3 separate regions of the Mus musculus genome follow, and all the other regions are linked to region 3. The links are chromatin contacts, found by Hi-C or POLR2A ChIA-PET in ENCODE. All regions are on one chromosome and are shown on one strand. Each heading gives the region's core, a stretch centred on a gene start or an enhancer-like site at or near the end of the contact. The rest is flanking DNA. Distances are from core to core; before and after follow the strand shown.

Evidence for each region. A loop is a pair of places that touch in the nucleus more often than their neighbours do. ChIA-PET counts read pairs that join two places held with the same protein, here RNA polymerase II (POLR2A).
Region 1: a loop to region 3 is called in a map of left cerebral cortex, with 4 times the contacts of the local background. The contact joins the promoter of Adgrl1 here to the promoter of Dnajb1 in region 3. A Hi-C loop is called at or near these places in 1 of 37 maps with a recorded cell type or tissue (left cerebral cortex). POLR2A ChIA-PET finds 5 or more read pairs at or near these places in 2 of 5 experiments (Patski and embryonic stem cell).
Region 2: POLR2A ChIA-PET joins it to region 3 with 23 read pairs in embryonic stem cell. The contact joins the promoter of Asf1b here to the promoter of Dnajb1 in region 3. POLR2A ChIA-PET finds 5 or more read pairs at or near these places in 2 of 5 experiments (Patski and embryonic stem cell).

What each region holds. Positions count from the first base shown.
Region 1 is chr8:83,898,299-83,901,597 of GRCm38, reverse strand. It overlaps Adgrl1 (adhesion G protein-coupled receptor L1), which reads right to left and starts at 1,500. Exons shown (of 23, transcript NM_181039.2): 1 at 674-1,500. It overlaps Gm26721 (predicted gene, 26721), which reads left to right and starts at 1,871. Exons shown (of 4, transcript NR_166528.1): 1 at 1,871-2,417.
Region 2 is chr8:83,953,900-83,957,653 of GRCm38, reverse strand. Asf1b (anti-silencing function 1B histone chaperone) reads right to left here and starts at 1,960. Exons shown (of 4, transcript NM_024184.2): 1 at 1,717-1,960. The coding sequence starts at 1,825. It overlaps Gm10644 (predicted gene 10644), which reads left to right and starts at 2,321. Exons shown (of 5, transcript NR_169070.1): 1 at 2,321-2,551.
Region 3 is chr8:83,605,967-83,609,458 of GRCm38, reverse strand. Dnajb1 (DnaJ heat shock protein family (Hsp40) member B1) reads right to left here and starts at 1,284. Exons shown (of 3, transcript NM_018808.3): 1 at 917-1,284. The coding sequence starts at 1,127. It overlaps Gm42029 (a long non-coding RNA gene), which reads left to right and starts at 1,609. Exons shown (of 3, transcript XR_878996.2): 1 at 1,609-1,689.

The DNA.
Region 1 (3,299 bases), core at 251-2,750, 290 kb before region 3:
TCATCCCAGGACCCTCAAACGGGACGATGACAACTGAGCCACACAGCTCTATTTCAGGAACACCTGGAAGAGGAGAGAAAGCTCGTTCCGGTAGATCCAACCTGACAGCCTCCATCCGTGCTTAACAGGGTACCACTAACAGAAGATGTCTCACAACTGCACCAGGGTTGCCCAAAGCACCCCTCCGGGCTGAAACTCACTCGACACCCAGACATACCTCTCCCCATACCACCCCCAACCACCATTAGCGCCACTGCCTCCCAGAGAAAAACAAGCCATGTCGGGGGGGGGGGGGGGCTGGCCCAGCATCCTGCGGTGCCAGCCCCCCGACATGGCTTCTCTGGGGAGCCCGGGCCCGCGCGCTGCGCGCACACGCACCCTCTCCACTCACACCCAGACACCTACACAAACAGGGCGCCAAGCACCCGCGCGCACACGCACCGGGGACACGCAGGCACCGCCGCGCCGCTTCCCCACAAAGGCCGGCGCGCGCGCGGGCACACGCAGCCACGCGCGGGCACACTAGCGGTCCCCTCCCCCTGCAGGGCACCCTGCGGCCGCCCATCCGCACCCTCACCAAGCCCCCGGCGGGCGGGGGTAGGGTGCTCCCCGCCCCTCCCGCCGCGCACACCTGGCCCAGGTGCGGCGTGGCCTGAGGCTCCCGCACACTCACCTGTCCAGCGGCGCTTCGGGGTCGGCCGTGCGCGCTCCTCCGGCGGCTCCGCGAAGCCGGGCCCCCCGCCCGGCACATCTCCCGGAGCCCGGCCCAGGGGGAAGCGGGGAGGGGGTGGCTGAGCGAGGGAGGACTCCGTGTCCCTTCTTTCCTCCGGCCCAGCACCGCCGCCACCGACCAAAATTTAAAAGGGAAGGGGTGGGGGGGGGGAGTATAAAAAAAAAAAAAAAAAGGAAAGAAAAGGCGGATCGCGGCGCTCCGGAGGCGGCCCCGGCCCCGGGCGCGCGGGTCTGCGCCCCTCCCGGGGAGCGAGGCGTGGAGGCGGAGGGGCGGGGGCGGCGTCAGAGCTCGGGGGGCTGGGGCGAGGCGGAGCCCCCCGAGGCGGCGCCGGCTGCCCGCATCTCCCCCGCAGCTCCGCGGCCCCGACGGAGGCGGCACGTGTGTGCCCAGGCGACTTCCCAGCGCCCCCGGACGGCAGCGGGCGAAGGGTTAACGCGGCTGCCCGGGCGGCCGCGCAGGCCCCCGCCGCCCGGCGGCGCCGCTCCTGGGCCCGCGCGGCCCCATCCGCCGGGGCGTCTCCGGCAGACGGCGGGGCGGGGGCGTCGCAGCGCCGACTGCTCCCGCGCCGACCGCTCGCGCTGCCCGCAGGGGGCCGGAGCTACACAGCTGGAAGCAGGCGCGGCGGCGTTGCGCCCCCGGGGTGGCCGGAGCAGGGGGCGCGGGGCTGGGCCCGTGGGCACCGCAGGACTCGCGGAGCGAGCGGGCGCGGGGCACCAGCAATGACAAGCCGCCTGCTCTCGGCGCTGCCGGGCCCGCCGGCTCCGGGAGGGGGGCGGCGGACAAGCGCAAAACCTGGCCTGGACTACCCGCCGGGGACTAGTCTCCGCAGCCCTCCCGTGCGCCCCGAGGAAGGGCCCGGAAACCTGGCCTGGAGTTCCACTCGCCTCCCCCAAGGAAAAGTGGGCAGAGGGAGGCGACGCGCTAGATCCCCCTAGTTGGGCTGGGGGGGGGTGGGGTGCGACGGGCGGCAAGAAAAAACGGAACGGACTCTGCAGCCGTGCTGTGCAGAAAGGCGCCTAGCCGGTGAGGGGTAAATGGAGAGCTGTGCAAGGACTGCGCAAAACCTGGTCCGGATTTGGCAGAGAGGGTAGGGACGGGAGGGGCGCGGTGTGGGGGGGTAGGAGTGGGAGGGGAGGTAGCTGCGACAGGGCCAGATGCACTCGAGGCACGCAAATTTCGGTCCGGATTCTTCCAAGGGAGATGGAGTAATGCGTCAGGCCTGTGCGGTGGCAACAAAAAAGACCTGGACCAGAGCGTCTCCCACCCGGGATTGCAGGAGGGCCGGAGGGAGTGCTGCTTAGTGACTGACAAGAGCGTAGGCTGTCCCCCATCTTCCTAACAGCGACGTGGGGTGGGGAGGGACAAAATGAGGGCTGGACTGAGGTATGGAAGGATCCCGCGCGCTGGCTGCAACAGAGCCGGCAGGTAAAAGCAGTATCTGGATCCTGGGTGATGCGACAGGAAGGGGATGTGGTGTGGATCCCGCTACCCTGGGAGACCAGACCTACAATAAAAAAATAAATAAATAAATTAATTAAAAAAAAAAACGAGGGAGGGACGCAAAGCCAGGACTGGAGCGTAGGTAGGATGGGATGAGAACAGCCCCCCTCCCCCAAACAGAAGAGAGAGCCTTGGCAACCGGACAGGGTCCTGGAGCTGACCAGGCTGCAGGAGCGGAGGAGAGGTTAGTATCTATAAACGCCTCAAGCGTCTGGTTTTGGAGGGGGTGGGTAGGGAAGAAAAAAAAAATTGAATTTTAGGTTGATGGCGAGAGCAAAAGCCCGGTGCAGATTTCCACAACGTAAGAACTACACTGCAGGTGATGGACTCGGAGAAGTAGGGCAGCGGATCGGACTTAGATTCCTAGGCTTTGGACTTAGTGAGTGAAGCCAGAGGCTGGGTTCAGCCCCCCAGCTACAGATGAAGCCTAGGATTGCTTCTCTAGATGGGAAAGGGGGTCGACCTGGCCCAAATATCTGGAGCCAAAGCTACCACTGCCTAGACTTATAGTTTATTTGTTTTTTTGGTTTTTTTTTTTTTTTTTGGTGGGGGGAGGCTATAAAGCTGAACCCGGGGCCAAAACCAGGCACTTAAGCAATATAGACAACTCAGTGCGGGGGTTGGGGTGTGGGTTCAGGGGAGCGGAATCCAGAGAGGTAAGAACAGAGCTTGGAAGCTGCCGCGCTGAGAATCCGTTTTACGAAGGATGGGTGCAACTCTTAAGATTGATGGCTGAGGAGAAGCAAAAACTGGGCTTGGATCCTTGGGGAAGGGAATCCACCCAAAAGCAGCCTAAATACCGAATCCGGCAGCTTATTCAAGTTCAACGTCCAGCTGAATGTTAGCACTGCCTTAGGAGTGCAGATAAACCCTGATGTGGATTTTTCAGAGAATGTGATGTGCTGAGGTTAGAGCAGGAGGTGTGGGGTGGGGTGGGGGATGGGGTGGGTTAAAAGTCCATCTCAGTGTGCATGGAAGGTGCTGTTCTGCCTGCTGAGTGGGTTAAAGTCAGGAAAAGGTTTGAGAGTGGAAGAACTTGGGTGGGTCTTGAATAGGAACAAAGATT
Region 2 (3,754 bases), core at 711-3,210, 350 kb before region 3:
TGGACAGCAATTGAGAAAGACCACTTGCAGTTTCTCTGGCCCACACCCACAAATTAAACTAAAAAAAAAAATAAATAAATAAAAACAATCTGGACTCAGAACTCAGAGACAAACTTCAATGATAATGCTTCTACTACTATCTGGCTGACTTGGAAAAATCACCCTGCTCCTATTAAAACATGACCAACAGGCTGACTCTAGCCTCGCTGTTCTGGTTCTATAAATAAGGAATAAAAGTAATACTAGGCAATGACCATGCAACCATTTTTAAATGCAAGGAGCACAAACAGACTGATTGAAACCTGATCTCTCAGCATCTGGGAACTGTGAATCCCTTAATCTATCAGCTCCTTATATCTCCTCTTGGCTTCCAAATAAATCGTATTCCACACTGTTACTCTACCTTTTATTTATTTATTTACACCCTGCCTTGTTCCAGTAAGGATTTAACCCAGCTTATTCTATAGTTAGTCATAAGTAGATTCATTTAAACTTAAGGGGTAAGAAACTAGGGAGAGGCTGAGCCACTGACCCACCCCAAGCACACACATAGCAGCTCCAAGTGAACAGGAGTGGCTGGCCTTAACTGAATACCACCAACAGCCACCAAGAGGCACTAGTTGCCACAGCCTAGGCTCTCAGAGCTCCACCTCCTCAGCTGCTACATCCTTTCAACACTCAGTAGAGAAATGGTCTCGTGGAGTGTTGAAAGCAGGTCCTCTGAAAACAGGACTTGCCTTTTGCTGGGGAGCTGAGAATCCAAAGTGACTTCACAGTTTACATGTTCATGGATTTATTTGAAAGTCTTTTGCTCTTTATGGCTCTTGTTCTCTCATCTGTGTGATGAGAGCCATGTCCACCTTTATGTCCCACAGATGAATTAAGTCATTCTGTGAAAGATCCACAAAAGCCCGTGGCCTCCCAGTTGATGGAAGTTGGATCCCATCCCTGTTTGGTCAGTCCACCCACTCCCCAGACAAGGTCAGCCCATCAAAAGGGATGAGGGGTTCCTTGCACTGAGTTAGCTGGCAGCTAGTAGAAATCTCAGAAACTGGAAGAGGCCTGCCTGGCTGTGGCACCCCTCACCTCAGGACATTCACCCAGACCAGGAGCTGGGGAGACCAAGTTACCTACAAAGCCTGGAGTCAGAAGCCCCCATCTCTCCTCAGAGGGAGCTCAGACATAGGATCTGGGACTAACCTAAAGGAAGAAGGCTTATAGGCAACACCATGTTGTTACGGTTGGCAAGCAGGAGTTGTGGGGGACAAATCTGGAGTTGTCTGGGGAGGGGGTTTTTGGGAGCCATGGGGTGAAGAAGGTCTTGACATGGGCGGACAGGGCAACAGAAGAGTCTGGCTGCTTTGTAGGAAAAGATACCCACAAGGAAAAGGGGGGGGGACGGGACTGGAGGTTGGGATTCCATAGGACACGTGGATGGTTTCTTAGGAGGAAGGGCATCAACGCGGGGTCTAGCCATAGGGAAAAGGCGTGGCTGCGGGTCTCCAGGGAAAGCGTACAAGGACAAGCGGTGCAAGACGAAGGGTGACGAGGCCTCCACCAGACAATGTACACTGGACAGAGCCGGCTCCACCGAGAGACCGGAGCTGGGCCATGGAGGCGTATCTAATGGGAGATCTAGTTGGCCCCGGGAGATTGGGGGTGGCGAAACCCCGAGGGCAGGAGGGTCTGGGGTCCCCGGCTCAGGCCCGGCCTCACCGTCAGACAGGGCCTCACTGCATTCGAAGCTGATCTCGAACCGGAAGGGGCTGTGGAAAGGGCTCGGGTTCTCCAGCACAGCCACATTCAGCACCGACACCTTGGCCATCACCGCGCCCGGGAGCCGCAGCTGCTGTGGAGACTTCTTCACAGTGACTTGCGACAGAGAAGAAGGGGGGGACGACAGGACGGAAACCTCCCTGCGTCTCCCAACTCTTCCCTCTGAAGCGCTCCTCCGCTCAGCGCGCTCCCTTCAAATAGCCGGCTCCGCCTTCCAGCCAATCGCCGCTAAGGACCGATGACGGCGCGAGCCATCAGCCAATCTCGAGGCGTCTTCAGGCGCGCGCCTGGACCCTCAGACCAATCAGAGAAGCTCCCTCTTCACGGGCCCCAGGAGGCGGAACGTTAATCTCTTAGCTTCGTAAAGGTCTATCGGGAACCAATCCCTGGAGTCTCCGACTGGAATAGCTCGCTCCGGGGTGGGCGGAGTTAGAGCGCGGAACTTCTCTTGTCCAATCCCAAGGGTTACCGCACCGGCATCCCCCGCCCCTCGTTCCGCTTTTCCGGTAGACGCACCTCACAGAGAGCAGCGCCACCAACGGCCGAACGGTGGCGCGCGACTCTCACTAAAACGCGCTGAGAAGACGGCACTCGCACTCGCAGTGATTGAGTATCGATCGTGGGCGTGGCCGTAAGCGGGTTTCTGAGACGTGATTGGCTATTATGGTGGGCGTGAGGAACGCCGGGCTGGAGAGCTGTGGAAATCGCACACCCTCACAGTGAAAAGCTTTAAGGAGGAGAGAGTGGCCTGGGCGGTTTAGGCGGCTGTCAGCAGGTGAGCGTTTCTGGGGACTACCCTGAGGGGTTCCTACCTTTGAAAATCATGGTCGAGGAGACTGTCGAGAAGGTTTAGATCACCCCTGAGACAAGATGGCGTAGCGATGAGAGGGGATACAGGATCGAGTCTCAGTCCGAAGGGAGTTCTGGTTCGTGGACAGACCAGGGTTTGAATCCTGCCTCTGCACTCTGTCTTTCAGCCCGGGCTCGGTGACGCACGCTTTTTATCCCAGCACACGGGAGGCAGAGGCAGGTGGACCTGTGAGTTCGAGGCCAGCCTGGTCTGCAGAGCAAGTTCTAGGACAGCCAGGGCTACACAGAGAAACCCTGATCCAAAACCAAACCAGTTAACTGCCGCTGTCTGTGAAACTTACCTTTTCTCCTTACTTTCTGGTTCTTTATACCCTGTCATAGCTTCTTACACAACCTTTACCAATCACATCTTTTAAAGGTTAAAACAAAATGGAAAGGTAGATGCGTGCCATTAATCTCAGGACTCAGAGGTAGGCAGACTTCTGTGGGCCAGCCTGATCTACACAGTGAGTTTGGGGAAGTAAGTAAATTAGTTTTCATACTTGGCCAATGCAAAAAGGCCAAGAAGCAATGAATATGATTTTTAATAGACACTTAACTAAATAGGACAAAAATAATCATTTCAAATATGACCATTCTAAAAACACCAATGAGCTATCCTGCACCTTTTTACTCATTGAGAAGTCTTTGGGATCCTGTATGTGTTTCACATTTCAAACAGGTCTGTAACCTAGCATGGGACTGTCCACTTTTATTTGAAAGAGGTATCTGACCTTTTATATTTCACAAAATTTATAGTTGAAAATGTAAGGGGCTGGTGAGATGGCTCAGCAGGTAAGAGCACCCGACTGCTCTTCTGAAGGTCCTGAGTTCAAATCCCAGCAACCACATGGTGGCTTACAACCATCTGTAACAAGATCTGACTCCCTCTTCTGGTGTGTCTGAAGACAGCTACAGTGTACTTACATATAATAAATAAATAAATATTAAAAAAAAAAAGAAAATGTAAGCCAGTAATTTCAGCACTTAGGAGGCAGGTTAGGAGTTCAAGGCCATTCTTGTGAGATGAGGAATTTGAGGGCTAGAGAAGTGGTTCAGTGCTTTAAGAGTATACTGCTCTTGCAGAGGACCTGACTTCCAACCCGCTCTAGCTTCAAAGGATCTGATA
Region 3 (3,492 bases), core at 35-2,534:
TCAAATAAATTGAAAAACAAAGTTCCAGCAACAGTGAGGTCCTGTCTCAAATAAATGGTCACATTTTGTTCCTTTTGCATGTATTACTGTCAATGCCACGTAACACACAAACTTTCGTCCAGAGTAGCCTCAAGGCAATCCTCCTGACTCAAATACCCCAGAGGGGGGATTGTCACAACATCCGGTTCCTTTGGAAACAGGAGCTTATTACCCTGTAGCTCTGATTTGAAGCAAATTCACAGCGTTCCTAATTCGGTTTCCCATGTGGAGGTGTGAGCCCCCGCACTCTGCTCAACAAGTTTTGCTCTTAGTAAAAAGGCCACAGGAACTATAGCGGGAGGGATTTTATGTATATATTAAAAAGCTTGTTAGTCAAGGACGAATCTCAAGTCTTTTAACTCCCAATGGCAATAGGAGCAAGAAACACACTACTCCGTTTTACTTCCTGACAACATATTCGGTAGTAAGGCCTCTAGATCTCGGTGCGACCAGGTTTACGTGACTGCTCCATCCTCCCAGCTATGCTGTTACCATCTTACAGAGAAGCTCCTACGCACTGTTACCAAAAAGGCTCAACCCTGGGTGAGCGAACACTGAGCTTGCGGCTAGGAAAGAGAATCAATACTCGGGCAATTTTCATTCCCATCGCGACCGCCGCCCTCCATCTGCACCATTCCGGCGCTGTGCAGGCGACCGACCGGGAGGGGCTGCGGCAGACGTGCTAGAAGCTTCTGTGCCAGCGGCGCGCCCAGAGCTCCTCCTCCTGTCTGAGGCCGCGGATCAGAGGGTGAAGGAGGCGGCGCCGCCGCTAGATCCCCGGAATGCCTGTCCCCGGCCGAGGTCTTGGAGAGGCTCCGAGTGCCTCGGTTTCCCCGCCTGTCAAACGGCGGGTCACCCCGGCCGCGCGCACACGTACCTTCCTCTCCATAGCGGTCGAAAATCTCGCGCTTGCGCGGGTCGCTGAGCACGTCGTAGGCCTCGGCGATCTCCTTGAACTTCTCCTCAGCGCCGGGCTCCTTGTTCTTGTCCGGGTGGTAGCGCAGCGCCTGGCGGCGGTAGGCTCGCTTGATCTCGTCGTCGGACGCGCCGCGGGCCAGGCCCAGCGTCTGATAGTAGTCCTTGCCCATGGCCACCGCCGCCCAGCTGTCGCCGCCTCCGGCTCCGCTGCTGCCCCGTCCCGGACTCTATATACCCGTCCGGCGGAAGCTTCCAGATCCCGCCAGCCCTCCAGAACCTTCCGCCCCTCCCGATGCGCCGCACGACACCGGCCAATCGCTGCGGCCCGCTCCGTGACGCAGCACATCCGGGGTGGGACCCGGCTGCCAACGGCTTTCCGCGCGGGGCCACGCCCCTTCCCTCTCTACTCTGGTCAACGCCTTCCTCGGGCGCGCGCGCCGGCTGCTGGGGTTCCGCCTCCGTAGCGGATCCAGCCAATCGCAACCCTCTCTCTCTCTGCGGACAGGTGGAGGCGCGAAGAGGGGCGGGGCTACAGAGACGGGCCTCTCCGAAAGGCCGCACCCTTTCCCCCAGGTTATCGCCGGCTGGGAGGTTCTGCTGCGTGACTTGTGGTAGCTACCTGACAAGTACCTCTAAGCTTTCCTGCTCTAACCCAGGGATAAAAATAGGCACCCCGCCCTCTTCTGCCCGTAGCCCTTGGTTTTTCCCGTAAGGCCGTTACTGTAAAGCGAGGTGAGACTGGTCTGCCTTGGGCTTGCTGCAGTCGGGCTGCCTCTCCGGTTTATCTTACTTCCTACTAATTCCTACTGGGTTTAGCTCGCCTCTTGGCGTTCTGATACTTGTCACTTCCTTTGCCGTCTGAGTTTACCACCAGGGCTGCGTGATTTTTTTAAAGATCCACTGGGTGCTTCGTAAATATTTCCAAATACTTTGATATAGTATAGCTTTTTGCTTTTGGTTTTGTAAGTCTGGGATGATGGCGGTCAAGGACGGAGCTGAGTGAGGAAGAGGAGAGAGCTTCAGATATTGGAAGGCATAGAGAAGCTGGAATAGTCATTGGTGGTTCTTGCAGGGAATGGGACTGCCTGAAAGTGCATGAAAGACTGACTCTCATCCTAGCACTTTCTGGCTGTGTGACCTTGGGTTGGTAGAGTAGCTTTTCTGGTCTCAGTGTGGTCATCTGTACAAAGGGAATGGTCGTGGAATATGGTGAAGTTGACATTATTCTGCATTTGTTAAAGACAAGGGACAAAGGGTGTTCTTGAAAGAGATGATTAATCATCTTGTTTAGTGGACAACTGTTGACATTCCCTTTCTGGAAGCTCTGTAGGAGGAGAGTCAGATAACCCTTGCCCTAGGCACCCCTGAGAAAAATGACTTTAGCCTTCCGTTAATGGTATAGCTGTGTGTGGTGTATGTGTTTTGATTTTCCTAACTGTACTGACCCCATGAAAACCGAACCAGTTGAGCCCTGCCCCCCGCCTCCCCATGGATTTGGAGCTAGGGAACACTTGTAGAGAAAGTGTCTTTAAAGGTACAGAGACAGAGATAGTGAGCTGGCAGTGGTGGTGCATGCCTTTAATCCCAGCACTTGGGAGGCAGAGACAGGCGGATTTCTGAGTTCGAGGCCAGCCTGGTCTACAAAGTGAGTTCCAGGATAGCCAGGGCTATACAGAGAAACCCTGTCTCGAAAAAAAACAAAAACAAACAAACAAACAAAAAGATACAGAGATAGCGACAGCCTGGGCACAGTGGCATATTCCTGTAGTCTAGTGCAGGGATGCTGCTGCACGAGGACTCCCTGTGAGGCCAGCCTGCCTTCAAAATAGGTGACTAGAAATCAAAGTACATACTGAACAGAAGAGCTGTCCCAGAGGCAAGGAAAGCACAGGACATGGGAGTGCTTCACATTTACGGGGTGATTTTAACGGAGAAGTGCAGGTGTGCCTCTGGCTGGGCCTATCTGGGCTTTACTAAGGTTTCTTGCCATGGGGGGGGGGGCGGGGGGCGGGTGCTGGCTTGTCCACTACGTTATGCAAGGGAAATCTTTCTGTTTGGGGATAATCTCACAACTGGAAATGCCAGCTTTCTACGTAAGGCTGAGGCTGATTCATGATGGGGTATTTTAATTATCACTGTTATTATTATTATTATTATCATTATTTTAGGCACATTCTCATTCTTTAACCCACAGTGGTCTTGGGTTCATTATGTAGCCCAAGCTGGCTTTGAACTCCAGATTCTCCTGCCTCAGTCTCCTTAGTGTTGAGCTGACGAGTACCTGCCACCATGCTTATCAGAAAGTATCAGTTGTTCAAAAGCAAACAGGTAGTGTCGTGTGCCTTTAATCCCAGCACTCTGTAGTCAGAGACAGGTGGATCTATGAGTTCAAGGCCAGCCTGGTCTACAGAATTTCAGGGCATCTAGGGCTATACAGAGAAACCCTGTCTTTAAACAAACAACAACAAAAACCAAGCAAGTGCTTCTCAGTGACGCAGGGTGTGGGTCACATAGGCAAGGATCCTGGGTTCCATG